Linked DNA regions of Mus musculus: regions 1 and 3 are each linked to region 2. A link is a loop called in an ENCODE intact Hi-C map of the cell type or tissue named here. Cell type or tissue: heart. All regions are shown on one strand.

What was found. Hi-C counts contacts between places; a loop is a spot of excess contacts. Peaks named below come from ENCODE experiments on the same cell type or tissue, not always from the same donor. Only the 100,000 strongest peaks of a DNase experiment are listed, where the experiment ranks them.
Region 1: a loop joins it to region 2, with 1.9 times the contacts of the local background. A loop is called at or near these places in 7 of 42 quality-filtered maps.
Region 3: it touches region 2 in a loop (2.9-fold over the local background); 8 of 42 quality-filtered maps call a loop at or near these places.

Annotation. Positions count from the first base shown.
Region 1 is chr1:164,548,388-164,556,387 of GRCm38, forward strand. No RefSeq gene overlaps it. Among named protein-coding and RNA genes, the nearest start is that of Gm26685, 49 kb to the left of the region's middle. In heart, no CTCF peak of the experiment used is centred here; no DNase peak of the experiment used is centred here; H3K27ac peaks cover 3,424 bases.
Region 2 is chr1:164,452,324-164,460,323 of GRCm38, forward strand. Atp1b1 (ATPase, Na+/K+ transporting, beta 1 polypeptide) reads right to left here and starts at 6,032. Exons shown (of 6, transcript NM_009721.6): 1 at 5,438-6,032; 2 at 1,166-1,294. The coding sequence starts at 5,534. Gm32391 (predicted gene, 32391) reads left to right here and starts at 6,200. Exons shown (of 4, transcript NR_168343.1): 1 at 6,200-7,417. In heart, CTCF peaks have their summits at 3,407 and 6,095; DNase peaks (open chromatin) are centred at 2,598, 5,698, 6,118 and 6,488; H3K4me3 peaks cover 6,592 bases; H3K27ac peaks cover 6,551 bases.
Region 3 is chr1:164,362,781-164,370,780 of GRCm38, forward strand. All of the region lies in intron 9 of Nme7 (NME/NM23 family member 7), which reads left to right. Among named protein-coding and RNA genes, the nearest start is that of Gm39690, 52 kb to the right of the region's middle. In heart, a CTCF peak has its summit at 4,132 (motif pointing right); a DNase peak (open chromatin) is centred at 4,111; H3K27ac peaks cover 154 bases.

The sequences.
Region 1 (8,000 bases), 96 kb after region 2:
AGTTCTGTTATCTCTTGTCGATGTGTCTACATGTCTTGAAACACTCCCACCCCCATCTTTGTTTTCTGTTTTATGCTTACCGGTGTAGTTTCTCTGTCCTTGGCGTGTGTGATTTCTTGTTTTTTATTACTATTAATAACTCGGGTTGAACTTATGTGTTTCATTTATTTCTCCCTTGGGCCCTTTATGACTTTATCATAAAGGCTTCTCAGGTACAAACAGGAAGATTCATTAATAAACTTAAAATGAAGGGGACCTGTTTTTAAAGCACTTCTAAGATGAAAAATTTTGTGTAATAAAAATAAGGACAAAGATCTCTGGCATTTATTTGAACAATTTACCCAATAAACAACTTGAGAGACTCCTTGAAAGGCCCTTCTGTTTCTTTACATTATCATGGGTTCTTTATAGGGACATGGGCTCATGTCTTATCCAGGGCTTGTTCAAAGAATTTGCTCAGCTAAACCAAACACAAGATTTCTCATTTATTCATCAATTCAACGTTTTCATTCATTCATTCAACAACTATTGAGTGTTTGCCTATGAACTAGGCACCCTGTTGGTTATAGAAATATAAGGAATGAGAGAGCCTGGTGTGTCTCTCATGGCACATATCTAGCAGGAGAAGCAGAGAGTAAGAGACACATAATCTCAAATAAGTAAGTGGTTAAAATTATAATGTGTTACAAAGGAAGAATGATTGTAATATACACACATATGTGTGTATATACATGTATTCTTTAGTTTCTTGCTTTCATTTATTATTACTTGCTAAAGAAGTTTCTAAATGATATTGACAAAGGTTGAAGGAAAGAAAATGAAAAAGGTAAAGCCATCCATTCAAAATATTAACACACATACATTATATATGTATATATACACATATGTATGCATACACATATATAATATATACAAGTGTATACACACCCATATATAAGTTTGAGGAATTTTCCCTAATTTAAAAGGGAATGTCAAACTAGAAGTATTTGTGAAATATTAAAATTTAGAAATTTTAAATATTTTAATTAACTCAAGTAGAGATGGTCCTGACTTAATAAACCAACCACTCACTTGTGATAGGCAGGCAGTATGTTTTTTATTTTAATTACTTAAAATTATTTATTTATTTATTTGTGTATGTGTTTCTGTGTGTGAACATATGAACACATGTATGAGGAGGGTACAGGTGCCTGTGTGCAAGCATGGATTGTCATTCTCTTCTGTTACTCTCTGCTTGTTCCTCTGATGCAAGGTCTCTCCCTGCTCCTGTGATATGTGTGTGTGTGTGTGTGTGTGTGTGTGTGCATGTGTGAGTGTATGTGCATGTGTGTATGTGGATATATGTGTGCATGTGTGTGTTTATGTGTATATATGATGTATGTGTATTAGTGTATATTGTGTATATGTGTATATGGTGTGTGTATGTGTATATGTATGTGTGTATGTATGTATATAGTGTGTGTACATATATAGTGTGCATATGTGTGCATGTGTGAGTGTGTGCATATATATACAGTGTGTATGTGTATATTTGTGTGTTTATATGTATATGTGTGTATATGGTGTATGTGTATGAGTATGTGTGTATTGTGTATATGTGTATATGGTGTGTGTGTATGTGTGTGAATGTGTGTGTATATATATATATTTATATATAGTGTATGTGTGCATATGTATGTATACAGTGTGTATATACATATATGTATAAGGTTTGTGTATATGTGTGTGTGTATTCTAGACTGGAAGCCAGTGAGCCCTAGTGATTCTCTTGTTTCCATTCCCTTCAGAGAAAGTGCTTGGGCTCTGAACTCTGGCTGCCATCATTGTGCAGCAAGTCCCCATAACTGAAGAGCTCTCTTTCTAGCCCATAAACATTTAATAACTTTTCATTCAAACAGCATAAGTAAAACTATAGAGATCCTATGGATATAGATTGAGCATTTTCCCCAAATTGAATGTGCCTCTTCAGCCAGAACCTCAGCGAAGGGACAGTGTGTTACTTGGCCCCTTAGAAGTCTACTCATCTCCCCTTCCAATCAGTGAACACCAACTAAGAGGACCAGTATTTTCTAGAAGTGGGTATGTGCTAGACTCACTGCTAAGCCTTTTAAAGAAGTGCTATCATTTTAACCATATCCTCACCCCCATATTAATTTCTTCGAATCCTGACGGCCACTGCAGAGTGAAAGTTTCTCTAATGACTAAGGTTTAAGAAATTTCATCAAGGTATGTTGAATTATTCCTAAGGGACTCCAGCTGACATTTGTCATTTAATTTTCAAGCTTTTCCTTTTTTTTTCAGATTGCCAGACAAGTGCCCTGCAGCCCAGCTTAGATAGAACTCTTACAGTTTGCATTCCTGGAAATTTTCCACAGGCACAGTAACTTTCCATGATGCACCAGGCCTCATAGCCCATGAACAGAAGGAGGTGGCAGTGTCTCTGAACGGCTGTGCCAGACACAAAAGCGCTAGTGCTAGCCCTAGGCTTTTGCCCTTCTCCCTGGATGGAAACAGCTGGCCTAGGTATCCTTCTCTTTCCCACTGGGACTGACTTAATAATTTCTCCGAATCCTGAAGGCCACTGCAGAGCAAATGTTTTTCTGACTAAGGAAGGAAGGTGTACACATTCTACCTTTTCCTCCAGCTGGGACCATAAAGACAGCATTTTCCAACACCTATCCTTCCCTGTAGTCAACTTCATTTTGACACCTGGGAATGAAGAAGGGAGGCTGCTGGAAAGTCTCCACCCAGGATAGGTTGGAGGGACAGAGGAGTTTGAGTCAGAGTCTTTTTAAAGCTGTGACCTTCAAAACGTCCTTGAACTCTGGATGCCCCTCACACTCAGTGTAGAGAGCAGTTCTGGTTTACATGTGTGGGTTCTATTCCCCTGCACTCCCCTCCACCCCCAACCCAGAGTTCTGGGAGCTGGCTGCAGAGAACTGTGGGAAGAAAGAATCTCCTTGACCCTGGAAAAACCAAGGAACAAAGAGAAGTTAGCCTCCATCCGAAGGGTGTTTGGCCTTCCTGGCATAATACACTCTGAAACATTGAAGTGCCTAGTAATGGCATGGCAGAACTGTGGTGAGGTCTCAGAACACATTGCTGCTCTGAGACGCCACATGAACCTGCAGCCTGCTATCCCCGCTGTCCGTCTTCTCTGGTGTCATGTGCAATGGTTTCATGATAAACTTTTCTTCTTCAAAGCCCAACCCAACTTCCTGCTTATTCCACTGCGTGGGCCCTAGGTAGGGAGTTCAGTTTTGTGAGAATTTTGAGGTCATTGAATGAGGCCCTCCCTCCTTCATTTCTTCCTTTCCTGCTATGCCTCTAAGCATGACCCCCACTCCTGCCCCCGCTCCCCATCACAATCCATCTTTCCTGTTTCAGTGATTTACTCGGGTTGTTCATCTTTGTGTGTGCTTGTTTAAAAACTTTCTTGTACCATTCAAAGGGAGAGAGAAGATAAGAAGGACCTGCGTGCCCTTCACCCAGACTCAGGGCTCAGTTTCCTCATAGTTTGTCATGCTTTCATCTGCTTGTTTTGAGGCAAGTTCCATCATTCTCTGGTCATTGCCTTGACATCACCCTGGTGCCATCACCATCCTGTCTCACAAGGATAGTTTTGATGCTCTCCAGAGGGCTCCCTTGCCTTTTCCTCTGGCATCTGCTGTCTAGTCTCAGTGCAACTGTCATATTGGCCTAGTTAAAGCATAAAATAATTTGTGTTCAAATGACTCCGTTGGCATCCTTAGACTGTCCTTTGAGGTTCTCCACATCATGTATTTTGGTCACTCCACTGCACGTCAGATGTCACTGTCCATTGTCCCTACTGTCCTTAGCTCATTCTATTCTAGCCCCTGGGACTTTTGTTTTCCTAGTTTGCCTCTTAGAAACTCCACATCTATTGTTCTTCTCTTCATTTACCTGGGTCCTTCAAGATTCAAACTCGTCTCCTTGTAGTGTTTGCTAAAATGTTACATCATAAGCATGAGCCCATTTTAAGATGCAGTTATTGGCACTCGCCCTCACACCCCACTCCTGTTACCCACTACACGCCCTGCATCTGTGCCACACAAGCATTTTAATGCCTCTGGGCTCCTAATGGACACACGCTGGGCAAGGCCCAGCAAGGAAGGCCCAGCAAGGAAGGTGTACACATTCTACCTTTTCCTCCAGCTGGGACCATAAATACAGCATTTTCCAACACCTATCCTTCCCTGTAGTCAACTTCATTTTGACACCTGGGAATGAAGAAGGGAGGCTGCTGGAAAGTCTCCACCCAGGATAAGTTGGAGGGACAGAGGAGTTTGAGTCAGAGTCTTTTTAAAGCTATGACCTTCAAAACGTCCTTGAACTCTGGATGCCCCTCACACTCAGTGTAGAAAGCAGTTCTGCATTAGACATGTTTACCTGGTTTCTGTGCAGCTTTGACTCAGCACTTCTAAAGGCAGCAGTGGGAAATCTCTTAAGTGTCAGATCAAAGAAAATTGGGCATAGCCTTCCGGCCCCTGGGAGCAATGCTGTAAAAACAATCAAACGGGATGTCATACAGCCTTCAGATAAGCACACATAGGTCCTGCTGCTGCCACTGCTGTACTGCTTGCTGCTGAGGCCCAGGGGAAATTACTGGCTGTCTATCTCAGCCCAGAGGAGGCTGACGAATTTGTGTTGGCTGGAGTCGCCTCCATTTCTGTGTACAAACCTGTCGAGAAAGAAAGGTCTCCTTGGATCCACGTTCATCACACTGATTTCTGGATGCTTTGGATCTGAGCATTTGGGTGTAGAGAGCACAGGAATCTTTTTCATTTGTAACCAGCATTCCCTGTGGTTTCACTCTGCTGATAATGGTGCTTCCTTTACTGGCATTTGGGAGCTCTTTCTCACCCTCCATTAACAGCCACCTCCATCCCTTTTTTTCCTTTCTTCAGTACCAGATATTGAACCCAGGACCTTGTGCACATTATACAAGTGCTCTACCACAGAGCAGTATCTCTGTGTCCCCACAGACTTTGATAACTGATAAATCTAATCCTGACCACAAATAACTTTGTTCTGTATGGGATAAAAGGGATCTTTCTTCTAGTTTCTAAAAACTTGTCCTATGAAAGAGCCAACTGTGGTATACCAGAAATATACCACGTTTCCCTAGGAAGTGGCCCTAACCATTACTTATCGAGTTCCCTAGCTGTGAGCACCCCCTCTCTACAGTGGGATTAAGTGGTACATATGGTAGGTATAAAATGGTATAAAAAGATGTCCCAGGAGGCACTAACTGATAGGGGTGCTTTACACATGGCCAGATACGAGACTAGACATAGAGTGTGATATTTACCAGCATCTTATCAGTGAGAGCACAAAGTGTGACCTGGCAGGAGGGAGCTTCTCTGCTGTGTGATTTGAGCAGAAGGTTGGTGACTCTTCTAAGAGCCTTACAAGGGAGTGAGATCTTTGGGTGGGATAGGTTTGGTGAATTTGAGGCTTGGTCTCTATAACTGGTCTTTTGACACACACAGCACTCATTATCCCTTCTGGACAGGCATGGAACAAATTCAGTGTCAGAAGGACCCCGTGGGTGTATGTGCGCATACATGTGTGCTCCTGTGTACAAGCCTGTATGTGCACATTTCCCATCTGCAGAGGGATGAGCTGCATGTCTGATCCTTGAGGATAGACTCAGGTTTCACATGCTGGTTTATTAACGACTTCATATGCTGTTTACGGAATGTCTTCTGTCTTGGCATTCTTCAGACTGAGAGAATAAAGCCACAGGACAGGGAAGTGGCCTGAGGACACAGCAACACCAAGCGTCAGCAAACTCTCTGTTCACTCATTCTTTTTCTTTCTTTCTCCATTTGCCCCCTCCTGTTTCCCCTCTCAGACAGTCTCTCCCCCATGCTCCTTCCTCTTCCCCTCTGAGAGGGTGGATTCCCTCTCCCTCCATATCCTCCCACCCTAGCACATCAAGTTTCTCCAGGCCGAGGTGCATCCTCTTCCACTGAGGACAAAGCAGCCCAGTTAGGGGAATGAACAGACAACAACTTTTGGGATAGCCCCTGCTCCAGTTGTTCAGGACCTGCAAGAAGGCTGAACTGCGTGTGTGCTATATATGTATGGGACCTAGTTCCAGCACGTATATGCTCTTTGGTTGGTGGTTCAGTCTCTGTGAGCTTTCAGGGGTCCAGGTTAGTTAACTCTGTTGGTTCCTGTGAAGTTCCTATTCCTTTTGGGGTCTGCAGTTCCTCCCCCAACTCTCCCATAAGTGTCTCCTAGTTCCCTCCAATGTTTGACTGTGGGTCTCTGCATCTCTTTCCATTGGCTATCCTCTCAGAGGACAGTTATGCTAGGCTCTTGTCTGCAAGCATAACAGAGTATCATTAATAGTGTCAGGAATTGATGCTTACCCATGGGATTGGTCTCAAGTTCAAGTTCGGTTGGGATGGCCATTCCTTCAGTATCTGCTCCATCTTTGTCCCTGCATTTCTTTTGGACAGGACAAAATTTGGTTTGAAAGTTTTGTGGGTGGGTTGGTGTCCTTATTGCTCTACTGGGCGTCCTGCCTGGCTACAGGAGGTGGCTATTTCAGGTCCTATATTCCCACTGCTCTGAGGCTCAGCTTAAGTCACTCCATAGATTCCTGGGAATTTCCCCCATCCCACTTCTCTGGCAAGATCTGGTGTGGGAAGAGACAGGAGAGAGGACTAGAGGGCCAGGAGAATGAATGGAAATCTGCAGCTGGCATGGGTCAGGGGTGGGGGGCATCTTTAGGAAGTGCCAATCACTCATTCTTAAGGCACTCCCCAAGTTCAGGCCACTTGGTCACCAGTGCAATCCTGTTTGCCATTGCAGTTCTTGTGTGTGCTCTCACAGACAAAACATGAAGACAGAGAGGTTAAAGAAGAAGTCAGAGTCCTGTTAGCAGACTGGAGCTGCCTGGCTCAAACACATGCAAACCAGAGCCATGTCTGTGGCTGTTAAGTGGAGGCTGGACATCACTAGGATCAAAGGAAGAGAATTAGCTTTAGCAAGCAACGGACCAAGGCAGTCAATGTTAGATGTTTTGATGCCTATAGAAATGGACCGTAGAAGTTATCCTTCATTTTAAGCTCAACTGGATTCTGAATCACCTTGGAGATAGCTGTGGAATGTGGTCTGTGAGGATGCTTCTAGAGAATTGTAATTGAGGAGGGAAGACCCACACTGACCCTTAGGCACCAACCTGTGAGCCAGGTTTCCAGACTGAATAAAAAGAGCAAAGATAGAAAAAAAAGCTAAACACACCATTCATTTCTCTGTGTTTTCTGACTAACTGCAGTATGACCAGGCACCTCACACTCCCACTGTTACAATGGACTGTATCTTTGCATACCACCAAATAAACCCACCTCCCTGAATTGCTTTGTAGTTTGACACAACAGTGAGAAAAGTAATTAATGCACAGAGCAAAAATGTAATTGCTTATAAATTACAATGATGAGAAGTTCAACCATCCTCAACTGGTATTTCAACAAAGCACTCTGCAGGTATTGCTAGAAATAGCTTTCCAAGTGTGTTGTGCTTTGAGCATACAGATAAGAGTTCATCCAGAGGAGAAAAAGCAAGAAATAAATCCAAGTAGAGAGTCTAGTATGGTGATGGTTTGTATATGCTCAGCCCAGGGAGTGGCACTATTAGAAGGTATGGCCCTGTTGGAGTAGGTGTGGCACTGTGGATATGGGCTTTAAGACCCTCATCCTAACTGCCTAGAAGTCATTTTGATAGCAGCCTTCAGATGAAGGTGTAGAACTCTCAACCCTGTCTTCATCATGCCTGCCTGCAAGCTGCCACACTCCCACTTTGATGATAATGGACTGAACCTCTGAACCTGTAAGCTAGCCCCAATTAAATGTTGTCCTTACAAGACTTGCCTTGGTCATGGTGTCTGTTCACAGCAGTAAAACTCTAACTAACACAAGTATGTTGTGTCTGTTTGTTCTTGTTTTGTTCACAGTGCTTCGTGAAGT
Region 2 (8,000 bases):
CTGTACAAATTACTATGACTACTTGTGCTGGCAGAAGAGGCCATGGAAGACAAGCCTTATAACCACAGGATCCCACGCAAAACACTGAAGATCCTGAAGTTCTCAGCACATTGGAACCTCGCTTTGTTCGACCTTTCCTAAGACCCACCTTTTGGTACAGAAGAGCTGCAGGCATCCGGGCATCATGAAGCAGGTCGAGTCACTGCATATACTTACACGTTCTCTTTTCTCACTTCCCACCTAAATGTATCTGAAAATATCCTGGGTTTTGCCTTGTGCCCGAGGACTGTTGACTTAGTACTGTGAGATACTGTTTGCAACTTGTGCATTCTGCAGTTTCTTCTTCCTTATACCCAAGGAGAAGTGCGAGACATGTCTGCAACAGGGACTGCTCAGGGCTTGCAGAGGCCCCCAAGACTGTCACCTACAGATGGCTGTGTCCAAACCGAAGCCAGCCAAAGTCTTGCCCACAGAAGACACACTGCTACCCTACCCCCACCCGCTGCAACCTCAAGGTCATTTATAGGGTGAGAAGTGAAAGTTATGCAACACGAACCCCACTCCTCTCCCAGCTGTCCTCCATGCAGAGGAGGCAAATGGTGGATTCCCTCTTCTACGAAGATCTATTTTTCCTGATGAAGTTTTTAGAGAGAACAGAGACAGCCAAACTGGAAAGAGGGCCCACAAAACCCTCAGGGGCGTACTGAGATAAGCCTAGAGGGTGTTTGTGTTCAAGGTCAAATCAGCAAGAGAGAAAATAGACCCCTGAATTCATGGTTCCTCTCTGTGGGCACGATTATTTGAAGGATTTATCACAAGTGAAAAAATACATGTGTTAGAGCCAGAACGGCCCTAGAATGAACCAGCTGACAAAGCACTTGAGTGTTAAGGCCAAGGAGAATGAAGCCCGGAGGGGACCTGATGTGCTCCATCACACAGTGGGGCTGCATACACCACCCTCACCCCAGAACTGTGTAGGACAGACATCTGCGGCCAGCCATCTGGAGCTCAGCCGCCATGCGGGCAGCAGCCATGGCTGCAGCAGAGGTCCTGAGTCCTCCCCCATACTTAGCTTGAAGCTCTACTACAAAGGTTTTCTGAAGGTGTCTTCTTGGCTGGATGTGGAACCGTTTTATCTCTGGAGAAGCCACTCCCTGAGTTTTACCTGGCGGGGCCACTCGGTCCTGGTATGTGGGCTTCAGTTCACTGATGGTTAGCAGCATTACTTGGATGGTCCCGATGAAGATGCCAGCCAGGCAGCCATAAAATATCACGTAGAACAGAAGGATCTTAACTGTGGGGAGAACAGACAGAGACGGCTGTGATGTAGTCACAGGCTCGGAATCAAATCCCGGGCTTCCCAAAGACCTCCTTCCCTGTTCCTCTTCAGCCTGTTTCTCTCAGTAATCAAAAGAGGGAGGCACACTTTTTTGGAAGGCACAGGTGGAGAAATGCTTAAGGTGGCTGAAGGGCTAACAAACAGGAAGTCACTTCCTTTTCTGAAAAGAAAATCAGCAGCAAACCAGCAGCTGCATTGGAAAGCTTATGCAATGCATCTGACATTCGGAAGTGTGTTCCCTCAGGGGCAGGGGTATCGCTCGCTTGCTGGTACCCCACATCCTGTGGGGCTAAAGGCTAAGAAATACAGGTGGAGCTCTCTTTAACAAGTCACTGTCTACAAAGCACTATCTTTTTCTTCAAGGACACAGGGCGGCAACTGGAACCAATCAAACATACAAAGGAAACCCTATGGTACAAATGGCCGCCATTTTTACCTTATCATCTGACCAGCAGAGTAAGGACTGCTTGTGTAAGCTACATTTTTCTTTTCTTCACAGAAGAAGAAACAAGAAGAAGTTAACAGAAGGCAGGCTGAAATAGCTACAAATAAACTTTAAAAATAAAAAAGCAAGCAAGCAAGCAAGCAAGCAAAAAACACCCTGAACCACCGTGAAGCCGGTAGACTGGAATAAGGCTATCAGTTACTGGTATACAAGGATTAGCTCCCTGATTAGCAGCCTAGTAACAGGCTGTACTAGGCACTAGGCATTGCCTGGCTGTCCTGAGCCAGTCAAACAACACATCTAGAAGGGAAAAGTGGAAGCAATAGATCTGTAAGGTTATCAGAAACATGATTGCGGGGGGGGGGGGGGGGGGGGGGCGCACAGGTTCCTCCTAAAGGGTTTCTGAAAAAACGCTACAGGGTGAAGGGACTATTGAAAAGGCGTATGTGTACATGCTGGTAGGGGGCCAGGAGTGGAGTGGGCACACAAGCTGTGGAAATGAGCCACACAGCCTTCTCCATACATGGAAAAACACCAACTTTCCCCTCAGGAATCCATACTTCAAGACAGCAGTGTTCTGGAGCTATTGAAACGAACCAGAACACACATAAAATCCCACACAAAACGCTGAACCTCATCCCTTGTCTCCCCTACATAAAGATGAAAGCAAAGATGAGAAGAGAGGAGGCTGCATCTTCTAGAACCACAGCCCCCATTCTGTCCCTTCCTCCTGGCAGGGCAAGGGTTAAGTGCTGCGTTTGGTATCCAGGCAGCGGTAGGCTAATGGCAAGCCTGTGACGTCAAGGGATCTGGAAAATTTTTTCCGGCGAAGAGGTACAGAGTTGGTATAACCCAGTCGGTGAGCGAGAGAGCCCCTGGAGAGCCTGGCTTCTCGGCTGCTGTCCTGTCCTGTTGCCCTTCCAGTGCCACCCTGGGTGCTCTCAGCCACATTTGCCTCAACAACTACAACCCTTCTGCTCATATCCTGGACTCCTAAGAAGGCACAGGACTGAGGCTACTGTTTAAAAGACAAATTGATGGAAAAATTAGTCATTTTACAAGCGCAATGATTAAGCTCAAGAACATATACACCCTTTCCACTCTGAGCACAGAATACCAAAGCTGGGTGAGGGATTGTGTTGCTGCCGCACAGGACTTGGTAAACCTGTCACTGCAGTAAAGTCATTTGGTTAGACAGAGCGCAGCACGCATATCTAGTGAGCTCGGGCAATGTTCTCCCCAAGACCAAGGCTACCAGTGGCACGGAGAAACACATACAAAGACTAGGTTAGTGCCACCAACCAGCTGGGTGACATGATGTTGGAGGCTGGGTTATCGGCTTTGAAGGCATTTTGTATTCTTTAAAACAAATTTTCTTTTCCTTCTATAATTAAAGAACAAGGAGCACGAGGAATTTTGCCTATATATATATATATATATATAAATGGAATATAAGGCGAAATAAATATATATATATATATTCTTTAAGATGCCAAAAATAGGGTTTTAAAAAGTGACCTGGAAAACCAATGGCAAATATAAAAACCTACCAACACATGGATAAACTTAATGAAAAGGTAGAAAGCACAAAGTGATTTTTGTAAGTTGTGATCTCTCCAGCAGGTGACAGGCTCGAGCCTCCTGCCGTCCATCTTGGTGAAAAATCTACCTATAAGCAAAACGGAGCCAAGGGCATCGTGCCCTGGTCCCAAGGGCATCCATGTTGGGCCCAGAGCTGGAAAGGGGGCATCTCTCTCTCTATGACATAGGAACTTCTCTGTCATTTCTTACATTGTGAAAGGGGCACAGATAGGATTGCACAAAACACAAACTGGGTTTCGAGCTCAGCACCCACAAAATGGAAGATGAGTTGCGGCAGCTGCTTCCTAAGTCCGTGGGTATCACTACCTTGCTGGATGTGACCCTCAAGACCACACAGGCTCATTCTCTCTCCCTGTCTGATACAGAAGGGCTGTCCCATTAAATGTCGCTTTAAAGAACAAGCTGTTCCATACTGCCTTCCTTACCCTCTAAAGCAAATATTATTCAAAGAAGGAGTGTGAGATTGGAATGAGGAAAAGAAAGATGTTTTAAGAAGTGGAAAAACACTAGAGGGCAAATTTCACAAGGTCCCTGGCGTCAGTGCCACCCCCTTGGTCCTGTGATGCTGCTGCAGGGGCCAGACCACCAGGGAAAGCAGCCCTAGCCAACGTGGGAGGAGGGGCCAATTCCGCAGTGCACCTCCTAGGCCTCCTAGCTGAGTTACAAAGAGTTGCTAGGAAATAGCCCAGGCTGGTCATCCTTTACAAACCTCACATCTCTTCAGGTCTCTCCTTCCACGTTACAGAAACACGGGTATGCTACGGGCATACTCCCATGGAAGGACAGTCTCCACAAATAAAATGGAATATAAGGCGAAATAAAAAGCCATCCATTTAAGACTCCATTTTCCCATGGCTCAGGGATGCCTATGCTCCCTGGTAATACCGTGGAATGAATGAGGCGTCACCTTCATAACCTTGAAGAATGATGCATTATTAACCCTTTATTTTTGAGAGGCTCCCTAACTGCATTTTTTTTTTCTTTAGGAGGAAAAAAAATCATACATCCCAGCTTCTTCCTTTTCAAAATGTCAGCCAAGCGCTCTTTTCCCTGACTCATTCTCCAGTCTATTTCCATAGACCCTCCCCACACAGGAACGCAGCATCGCATCGTTAGTTTTCAGGGTTCCCTTAGTTCCTGCAATGCTGCTGCTATAGGGGTGGGAGGGGGAAGGAGGCGAGAGAGAAGGTAGAGGAGCTGGTGGTGATGGTGATACTGGAGAAGGAGGGGGGCAGTGATGCAGCAGAGGGGAGTTCCCTCCCTCCCTTCCGCAGTCACGACTCATGGATTTGTCTACAACTATGCCCTTCAAAATGACCTTAAAAAAAAAAACCTAGTACCTTTCCAGTGTAAGGAGGTAAAAAACAAACACGGTATGTAATTTTCAATGGGGTATGAGGGGGAGTCCAGCCAAGGAAGCAACAGGCTGCATGAAATGCTCTAATATAACCTGTTTCTTCGTTTGTATCATGAAGAGCTTAAAAACACCATGTCTAGCCAAGGCTTAAAAAACGAGCCATGAATGGAGCTCACTGGGCCATTTCTGGGCTGTGATGACTGCAATGTGTGAGGACTGCAGTGTGGATGCATTTCTTCTCCCCGTTCCTATCCATTCTAGATACATTTCTAGACTGGAAGAATGATGCTATCTATCGCAGCATCGTCTGCATTAGAACAGGTACGCTCGTGAGTTCTGCTCACGGCCCCAAATCTCGTTTTTCTAAGGTCTTGGGAGATGGAAAGGGAGGGTACATACATAGGCTCCTGGAACCTGACCGAATTTCCCAGGAGGAAAGGCTTAGGAAACGAAGATCCCTACCATACCCAAAACCCTAGCTCCAGCTCCCCACCCGAGGCGCATCCTGGGGACCCCCCACATTTGTCACTGGATGCCAAGCCCAGGGCCGCACGCTCCTAGCAGCTCCTACCACCCACTCCCTAACACCCTGGTCAGCCCCGCGGGCGCCGAACTGTCCGCAGTGCTCGCGTACAGACGCGCCTCCTAAGAAAAGCCAAGGCGCCGACGGCAGAGCCGCGGAGCGCGTACTTACACCAACTACCACCGGTCCTGCCCAAAAACTCCTTCTTCTCCGAGTTCCAGATGAATTTCTTCCAGCTGCCTTCCTCCTTGGCTTTTCCGCGGGCCATGGTGTCTGCTCAGCAGTGGCGGCCGAGGCCGAGGGAGGGCGAGTGCGGCGCGCGCCCTGGGCGTCCTCGCGGCGGCTGCTCGGTGTCCCCGCGGCCCGGCTCTGTCTCCGAAAGCGAGACGCGCCGCTGCCGCTGCGGCTCTCCGAGTGCGAGGCGCGCCGCGGAGCAGCCTAGGCAGAGCGGGAGGAGGGGGAGGTGCGGCGGGGGCGGAGGGAGGAGGGACGAGGGAGGAGGGCGCGCGCGGGCTGGGCGGCTCCGAGCCCCGCACCTAGAGGTGGGCGCGCGGCCGCTCTCGGGCTTTCCCCGCACTCCGATCGCCTTCCGGGGGGCTCAGCGAACCCCGCAGCTGCTGCTTCAAGCTGTAGCTGCACCACTCTGCTTGCTGTGACCTCTGGCGAGATGGACCAGGGACAAGGAGGGAAAGTCACCGGGAAGGGCGAGCGGAGTGGAGCGCGGGCTCGGCACACGGGCGCGCAGGCCAGGAGCCGAGAAATTGGCTGAGGGCGCACGCCCTACCTTTACTATATACCGCGCCTCCACCATCCGTAGCTCCGCCTACCGGCGGCACGGCAAGCCAATCGCCAGCGCCGAGAAGGCGGGGCCTGAGCCCCCGAAGGGGCGGGCGCGGGGCCCCGCACAAAGGAGCCGGCAAAGCTAAAGGGGCTGGCACCGCAGCAGGGGTGCGGAGAGGGACTGGGGGCGGGTGAGTACTGCTCCCGCAGCTCTGCTGGCCCTCTCTCTGCCCCGAGCTGTGCCTGGACAATCCTCCTCGTCCTCCCGGCCCCCGCTCGCCAATGCTGTGGCCTGCACCTGCATCGCTCTCTGGGAACCTCGGAGACCTCAACTCCTTCGTACTGGTCTTACCCCTTCGTACTGGTCGGGGTTTACTGCAGGTCCACCTCCCCTAGGCCATGGCCAGGTGGGGGAAGGTCACTCCAGGACGCTAGTGACTCTGCCCAGCTCTGCTCCGCCTCTCTGCTTATGCACCTGCCGCCCCCTCGCACTCTCTGCCACTGCGGTTGCAGTTCCGGCCCGTCCCTCTTCTGCAGGCCAGCCCAGCGGGCAGCCTCGGTTCCTGACTCCTGGTCTGTGCTTGTGGGCGGCCTGAACCACCTCAATCCGGACAATTGCCAAACCCACCCTGGGCTGTAGCTGGGAACCGGTTGTGGCTCCTGCCAGTCTAGACCCCGGGGAACAATTTATGCACGTGACCCAGCCACCTAAGACTCTCCTGGCCCAGGTCTGTGGCTGGTATTCCCATTGGCTTACTGTTCTGTCTCACTGGGGGCACCCCTACCCTATACTGTAGAATTCTTGGAATGACAGAGCACTTGGGAAGACCCAGCTCACATGTCAAGATGTCGCAGAGCACTGTGTTGGACATGACCATTCTTTCCATCCTTGTTGGCTGAAAATCCGCCCTTATTTTCATCCACCGAGCCCCTGAACAGCTTTCCACACAGCTCTTATGGTGATGACACAGCAGAAAACATGGCGAGGCTTCTGCAGTGGCTGCAGAAAAGCCTGTCCCTGGAGCGACCTGGCCGGTCGCGCAAAGAGCTAGCTTCTTATCAAAGACCTTCCCAACACAGAGATGGGTTCCCAAGACACCCTGCCATTTTCAAGGTCAATCTTGCAGGCCCAAGGACAAAACCGAAGGGATGCAAAAATGAGCTTTTTCTCATTAATCCCACTTGCAAGACTGAAGAAAACCTTAAAATACCCAAAATTCAGGGGAGACATAGCAACTGAGTCTCATGGAGTCCACAGGGGCTGCCGACCCACTGTGTCAAGGACAACTGTGAGAGCAGCTTGTTGAGAAAGAAGTCACTCTGCTTTGCCCCTGCAGCGTTTATTTTGGAAAAAACCCAAGTTTGTGGTTGGTAAGCTATTAGAAGAGACTGTACCTGTAGATTTGATGCCACTGTCTCTAGGCAGAACTTACATTGTGGAGGGGATTCCGCAGACCAGACCACTGGGAGGTGTGTGTGTGTGTGTGTGTGTGTGTGTGTGTGTGTGTGTGTGTACCTCATATATATATGAGGGAGGAAACCCCGTGGGCAGAATCAGGAAAAAAAAAACCATAAGGAATAAGTAGGGTGTAAGTAGCTTCAAAAGGGATGAGACTTGGCTGGAGTTTGATGGTTTCTGCCTATAATCCCAGACTGGAGATAGGCAGGAGGATTACACATCTGAGGAAGAAAGAAAAGTGAGTAAGAGGACTCTTAAGACTGATGCGGTGACCATTCCTCATAGCCAGTGTACCTCAAACCCCCAGAACAGTTTGCAAACAGTTCATCGTGGCAGGTTTTAAATCAGAACTTTCTTTACTATTGAGAAAGAAAGAAAGAAAGAAAGAAAGAAAGAAAGAAAGAAAGAAAGAAAGAAAGAAAGAAAGAGAGAAAGAAAGAAAGAAGAGGAAAAGAAAAAGGAAAGGAAAGAAAAGAAAAGAAAAGAAAAGAAAAG
Region 3 (8,000 bases), 90 kb before region 2:
CTCCATTCAGCCCTCTGGGAGTGATGCAGAGCTGGCCATGTACAGCTGTCTGTCACCCTCCAGGCTCTCCACATGGTCCCTCCCTGACTGAAGCTCAGGATGAGGCTTCTGCTCTCGACCCCCACACGGGATTGGGGTGCACTGTGCAGCTGGTGTGGCTTCATTCATCATGATGCTTCACTGCTCAGTTTTTCTGTGTCTCTGAGCTGTCCTATCACCCTTTCATGGATTTCTGAGGTTCTTTCTCCCTTTTAAGGTATGTGGCACTTCTTCAGCGGGTCAGCATTTAGTCCACCATCTTGCTTAATAGTTTTATTTGATCTAAAATGTAAATCTTCTGACTGAGTCTAATGCTTAAATAAGATTCCACTTAGAATTCCTCTAGTTCAGAGCACTCTAAAGAATGCTAAGGTAGTGAGAGGGAATGGCATCAGTCTATACCAAAACCTCCAGGACTGATTTCAGGTCTACCAGAGTCATCTGACCCACTTTGTCCCAGTTTGCTCAGGTTGCTGCCAGCCTTCCTTGCCACGAACAAGCCATGCTGCCACAGGGACCATAGAGAGAGCTCTGGTGAAGTAACTGGAGTAAAAACCTCGCTCCCTATTCACACACAGAGGCCACCTATGTGTGCTAAGTATCAAGACAGAGATGTAGACTTGGCAGTGGCTTAGAAATGAAGAATTTATAAGAGGCATTAAGGGCTTTGATCCATAGGGTTTGTTTGTTTGTTTGTTTTGTTTTGTTTTGTTTTTTGGAGTATGAAAGATGTGCAGATGTACAGGCTAGCAGGATGCAGAGCTGGCTCTCGGCTCACACAGAGTTACTTCCGGTGACTACTATCCTTTAGCATTTTGTATAAACATTAAGGCCTCCCATCGTTTCCCATGTCGTCTGTCAATGAGGAGGCTTGTCAGTCAGTAAGCCTGTTCTTTACATGTTCTGCTCCTTTCTCATAAGAACCTGTTGTAACTACACATCAGAATTTACGCACTTTCATCTTCCACAGGGCATGTACCATTCCTTCGTCTTCTGATAGCAGACAGTGCTTTCTTATTTTCCCATTTTACAATCATTTCTTAATAAACTAAATAATAAAATGTCATATGTGGCAGGTCCCTGGATCCCACCTCCCTAGGGCCTGCCCCAGCTCCTCGCTGGGAGAGGGAAGGGAGGAAGTAGGCTGCAGAACAGAGCACCATGTGGGAAGGAGGGAGGTCTGTGTTCCTCATTGTGCGGCTACACAGGCACTGGTGCTCAGGGCTAGGAGAAGATCGGAAACCAGGCAGTGCCCAGATAAACATGTCTGCTGCAAGGTCTTTGAGGTCAATTTTCCTTCAGTCTTGTGTCATGTGCACCTTAGGTGTCATCAGCTCTAAAATGGTTGAAGATATTCCCTCTACTAGATGATCAGCCCATTAACAGACTAGCCTGGGAAGCTAGCGAGGGAGATGGGACTCTTTTGTTGGAGACCTATGTAACCATTGGCGTTAATCCTCTTCTAGAAGGTTCTTCGTATACCTAGAACTGAAATGCTGAACAACTGACTAGTCAAGCACATATGTCAGATGGCTTCTCAGTGTCTGAGTGGTGACCCTTGAATCTTAAAACACAGTAAAATGTGAGAGAAGGGACTTACTGGAGTTTCTTTTACAAATGTTTACCAGAACAAAAATAATTGAGTGTCCTGGGGATCCAGCTCAGTCAGCAAAGTCTTTCTGTTTCTGAGGACCTGAGCTGGGACCCCCAGCACCCACATTAAAATACAAAACAACAACCAAAATTCAGAATGGCAGAGCGTTCATCTCTAACCCCAGTGTTGGGGTAAGGGACAGACAAAGACAGGAATTCCCCAAGTTTGCTGGCTAGTCTTAGCCAATTTGAGTTTCCAGATTCAATAAGAGACCCTGTCTCAAAAAATGAGATGAAAGGGCTAAGGAGATGGCTTAGTGGTTAGGGGCACTTGTCTTTACAGAGGCCCTGGGTTTGATTCCCAGCATCCACATGGTGGCTCACAACTGTCTGCAACTCTAGTTCTAAGGGATCCAGTGACCTCTTCTGCCCTTCACAGGCACCAGGTATGCATGTGGTACACAGATGTATGCACTTGCAGTCAAAATACTGAGTAGGACAAATTCCCAGGGGAAATGGCGGTATTGCCCACTGTGAAGTTTTCAGTTTAGTTTTTTTTCAAACCGAGTGTTCACAGAGACAGCTCAGACACCTCCAATGCATGTCTCAGCCCTACTCTAGAGCTACTGAACAAGCTCAGAAGATACTAACCTGGCTGAGAAGTCCAAGGTTAAGGCCTGTGAACAGGCATAGTCCACAAGCTCAAGTGCTTGTAGGGCTCATCAAAGTTGGAAGAGCACTGTCTATCAGTAGTGGCGTCATCGTCCTACCTCCAGCTCCAGGATTCTTCTTCTATGTTTGCTTGGTTTGTTTGTTTTAATTGATTTGTGTGTGTGTGTGTGTGTGTGTGAATCTTATCTCTCTGCCCCTTCTTATTCACTCTTCACCCTTGCAAGCCCCACCCCTAAAAGATAATAGAAACAAAACAACAATGACGACAAAATTAAAGTGTAGAAAACATCTCATCATCAAAGCTGTAGCATGTCCCACAGTATTTCCCTCTGTCCACACATCTTCACTTGGAAATGTTCGCTGCAATGAGTCATTGGTCTGGTCCGAGGCCTCTGGCTTCTGCCACACCATTGGTACTGGATCCGGGACTCGTCCCAGTTATCCTGTTGTTGCCCTCCTATGTCATGGCAAGTCTTCTGCTTTGGAATTGCAGGACTGGCCCTCTCGTGCTCTCCAACAGTTCACAGATGGTGTAGAATTTAGGGTGGGCCAACTCAGACCCCTGGATCTGGGCCTAGAAGTATATTAGAGAGCTGAGCAAGCTCTCCAGCACTGCCCCAGCTAGCCCACCCAATGCTGCCGCCAGCAGGGTTAAGGTCAGCTCTCCTGCTCTCCTGCTCTTTGTGAGGGACCACAAAAGAGCAGGAGAGCAGGATAAAAGTTTCACTCTGCCCAGTCAAGGTACCAGAACCACTCTCTCAGTTGATGCACTTGTGGCCCCTAGTGAATTGTTTCTTGATTGTCTTAGGGTTTTATTGCTGTGAAGAGACACCATGACCATGGCAACTCTTACAAATGAAAACTTTTCATTGGAGCTGGCTTGCGGTACAGAGGTTTAGTCTTTTATCATCATGGCGGGGAAACATGGTGGCACAGATATAGACATGGTGACAGAGAGGTAGTCAAGAGTTCTACATCTAGATCTGCAGTGCAGCAGGAAGAGACAGTGAGCCACTAGGCTGGCTTCAGCTTTTGAAACCTCAAAGCCCACCTCCCAGTGATACACTTCCTCCAACAAGGTCACACCTCCAATAATGCCCCTCCCTATGAGTCTGTGGGGGCCATTTTCCTTGAAACTACCACATTGATATTCAGAGGTTTGTGTAGTTCCTCCCATATTGACTTTTGGACTTGACTGTGACTTTCTTTAGCACTTACCTTCCTAAGGCACGCTGCAGTCACAGGCTTGCTGAGCACACGTGCATTGGACTTTGTCTTTGAGTGCTCTAGTTAGAAACCAGTGGTGTGACTAAGAAGCTCTGATGAACACTACCTGGAGTCTTGCCCTCAAGACAAGCTATAGCTTTCAGAAGTGTCAATCTAATTCTACGATTTGCTGACAAGCCCCAGAAATGCAGATCTCAAGCTGCTCATCCAAACAATGCCATGTATAACGAAAGTCTCGCCTCTAGCACCGGGAGCTGACTTCATTCACTGAGAATGACTCTGAGCCTGAGGTCTGTGGCTAGACCAGTCTCTGGAGCCAAGTGCCTATTGTAGGCTTCACTGATGGAGAGGTGAAGAACTCGGGGAACCTCCGGGTGTGAGTGGGGGTGTGTGTGTGCTTGTTATCTGCATCACAGTCCTCCACGATGATTAATGCCCAGGAGTTTGTGCAGCCCTCAGTCCTGTGGCTGCATTCCTCACATTATGATACTTGGGAGCAACCCCCTGCCTCACAGTCACCTCAGGGGCTACAAATTGGTAGACTCAGAAGGGTGGGGCAGTCAGTCCAACCCTGGGACTGAAAAGCTAACTGTGACCAGCAGAGGCCGCTGCTAAGCAACTAGCAAAGTGAAGGCCTTTGGGGATGTCAGACAGTCACCAGCACAGTTCAGCACAGAGCAGCAGAAAGCACAGGAAGACACTGTGCACTCCTTTCTGGTCTTTCCGTTGTACTTTTAGGAACATTTTACTTAATTTTACTATTTTAATATTTACTATATTTTATACCGTCTTCTATCCATCTTTTTTAGTCATCTCCATAATCTCCATGCCCTTGTCTAATTTTGTTTTTTCTTTATTGAGCAATCTTCTATCAGCCTTTTTTTTTTTTTTTTGTCTCCTTATCTACCTTTAGTAGTTTTTTGACTGTATCTTTCCGATTTTGTTATTGTTTTTGTTTTTTTGAGTCAGGGTTTCTCTGTGTAGTCCTGGCTGTTCTGGAACTCACTCTGTAGACCAGGCTAGCTTCGAACTCAGAAATCTGCCTGCCTCTGCCTCACAAGTGCTGGGATTAAAGGCGTGTGCCACCACTGCCCGGCTCTTTCCAATTTTTAAAAAGGCTTGTATATGTTTTTGGTTTATTCCCTTCTTATACTTATCTGTTAGTTATGCATTTTCCCATGAAATCTTTTTGTTTTCCTCTGCTCCAGTCTCTTGCCTTTTGCTCTTGCCTTCTTTACATTCTTCTCCATTCCTTTTCTTTAGCTTGTCTTTTCTTCTTGTTCTTTCCCGTCTTCATTTACCTTATGTATCAATAAAAAATAACAATGAGTAGGTGGTAAAGCATACAGGAGTGAGCCTTCCACAGCCAAGCAGTCACCTCCGAAGGGGGGAGGCTAACTGTTGGAGACCTGTAACAAGAGCTCCGGCTTGGGATGTCGCTGGTAGTTAGCTCCAAAACTATTTATTAAACTTCACATGGATGCCATACCCTGTACCATAGGTTTATTTTTATTAACAACTCATATATGGAAATTAAGTAAAGCATAAAATGTATGGTGCACACACACACAAGTATGCTTGTGAATGGGTTGAACATTTTAGAAGAACATGGGAGAAATGAACACAGCAATGAATGCCTTTATTAAGAACTGAAATTCTAAAGTAGGGGAAAATTTACTTTCATGATATACAACTTTATTTTCATTTTATGTGTTTCATCATTTTCAAATTAAAGAATAAAGAGTAGGAGAAATTAAGACAAAACTAATTGCACATTTATGATTTCCCTTGGTTGGGTAGGTTGAGTTGTGGACATAGAAAGGCTGTGACTTTTTTGTGGTTCTTTTTTGTGACTCTCAAGAATCTGAGGTCACAGGCCTGCACCAATCTATCCCATAAGACCTTGCTTTTCTGTTAAGTTTCCAGGTCACGCTCACACTACTGAAAGCTGGCACCATACTTTGAGGAGCCTCAGCATCAAAGCTGTCTCATTATCAGCATGCTGGGGACTAGGGGGAAAGTGGTCTGTACCAGTGAACATAATACACACTGCACAGGAGAGGGCAAGAATTTAATTTTAGAACACACTGCACAGGCGAGGGCAAGAATTATTTGATTTATAGCCAAGGATGTGTCTATTTTGAAGCCTGTTGTATACGTGGCAATGTAGTCTTCCTGAAGCTATGCCAGAGCCATTCGAACCAGCAGAAGAAGCAATGTTCTTGAAATATTGTGTCTAGATTTGCAGGTCTCCTTAGCTGTGACTTTGGGTAGCTAAAATAGACAAAACTGTGTAGTCCTTTAAAAAGTATAAGCAAAGCCAGATAGCCTTGAGAAGCTTCTAAAATGTGTTTCTTGAAAAGGTGACAAACAACAGAACTAATTTTAGATCAGGGAAAATATTTATTTTGTCCATATATGGACAAATGTTTACATGGCTTAGAGTTAGCTTTTCAGTCTTTTTGTGGTGTTTGGCTCTAAAAGAAACAAATTTCTACCGGTGTTTTTTTCACATATGTAGCATCCTTGTGATTGCACGCCATCTTTAACTGGGAGTTGCTCTTCTTCCAGTCCCAAAGGAGTTCACCTCTCAGATGAGGAGGAACCTCCCCTGCAGGGAGCTGGGGGTCCCTGTGGTGCAGAGCCTGCTTTGTAGGTTTCTGGTTTTCCCTGGTCTCGTACATTGTTTTCTATTCTTCTTAATCTTTTCAGTCTTAAGCCTGTTATCTTATTGCAACCAGGCTAGGCTAGCTATTCCTTATGTCCTTTGCTATGTTAAACCTATTCTGTCTTCACGGTAAGGATTCGTGTTTGATTGCTCTTCCCTGGGAGTCCTAGCTGCTGTCTGCCTGTTCTGTCCATGCTTTGTTGGTATGGAGTCTACCCTTACTGTTTTCTACGCCCACAGTTACAGTTGGATCGGTTTTAATGAGTGGGCACTACATTCTGGGTAGATCTGTAAAGCTCTTATTGGTTCCTCCTTCCATTGCCTTGCAGTGAGTTCTGAGTAATCCTTATTAGACAGTTGGTAAGGGAAATGCTCATTTTAGATCTAGATATGTGCTGTAAGTGGAGGGTCACTAATGATATTGGTTAAATCAGGTCTGTTTTGTAAACCTACTTGCTTAACAACTAAGTTGAATTTTATGGTTGGGTAATGGATCAATATGAGGCCCTAAGTGCCTTTCTTAGTTCTTAATTTAATAGTTAAACTGAACCTAAACTATTGTATGTTACTAAATTAATGCAATTATACTAAATTTTTAAATTATTTTTGGAATAGTAGCATAAACCAGAACAAGCCAGCTGTATTTTAGATCCTAAGTGTTCTCTCACTACTCATATGTTAATGACATACTTCATGGTGACCTTGGAAGGTGAGACCTGGTAAGGGGTTTTAGATCATCAAGGGTGTGTCCCTGAGGTGGACAAGAGGACAGAGCCCTTCTTTTCTCTTGCTTCCTGACCATGTAGTGAATGCTTTGCTCTGCCTGGCATGTCTGCTGTGCTAGGTAGTCTAATCACAGACCTAAAAGCAACATATCATGGAATGAAACATGCCAAACTGAGAGCCAAAACAATTTTTTTTCAGTTGACTTTTTAGCTATCTGTTGAGTGGTAAGGGCAGCTGGCCGAGATAGAACCACACCAATCTGTGGACTTCTGAAACATTTCCCAGTGAAAGTTCCCATTGACGTAGAATTGCTTCATAATTTCTCTATAGAGAAGACAAATATTTCCACACAGTTTTATACACAGGGTTATTTGTTATGTATGTTTGCTTGGATTAGCATTAAATTTCTTCTGTTGAATATAGCAATTCTTGTGATTTCTTTTGTGCTTTATTGCAAGTAAATCTTAAGTGCTCATAATCTGCACCTTTGGTTTATGTGTTTTTAAAAACACACTATTATTTTTTAGTTATCATGTCTTTTATTTTACTAGATATAAATTTTAAAGGCAATAAAATGTCTCTAATGTGGTTTAAATTAATATTAGTATTTAGCATATTATCTACATATCCATTTTGTTAGTTTAAATACTCTTGGCTGTATCAAGATTAAATGTTCCTTAACAAATCCTAAATGAATAAAATATAAATATTTTTGTAGAGATTTTTTACTATTTTCCCATCTCTTATAGTTTCTTTTATAAAGATTCTATGTGTATCTTTGTCTTGATGACCTAATCACTCTCACAGGGTATGTCTTCTAATCCTCTACTTGATTATAGCCAAAAATTAACAATGTATGCGCCTCCATTTGCTAATACATCCCTTTAGCTTAGGGTCTCAACATAGAACATTCAGTCCATGGGACTACTATGAGTATTGTCTGAGGGGGTATGTGACTAGTACATACAACATGTGTGAGAGGAGAACCGCCGGGTCCATGTAGCGGTCTCAGTGTACACGTGAGAAGTGGCTACAAAGGCCATTTTCCCTCATGTCCCTGCCTGGCTGCTGCTGA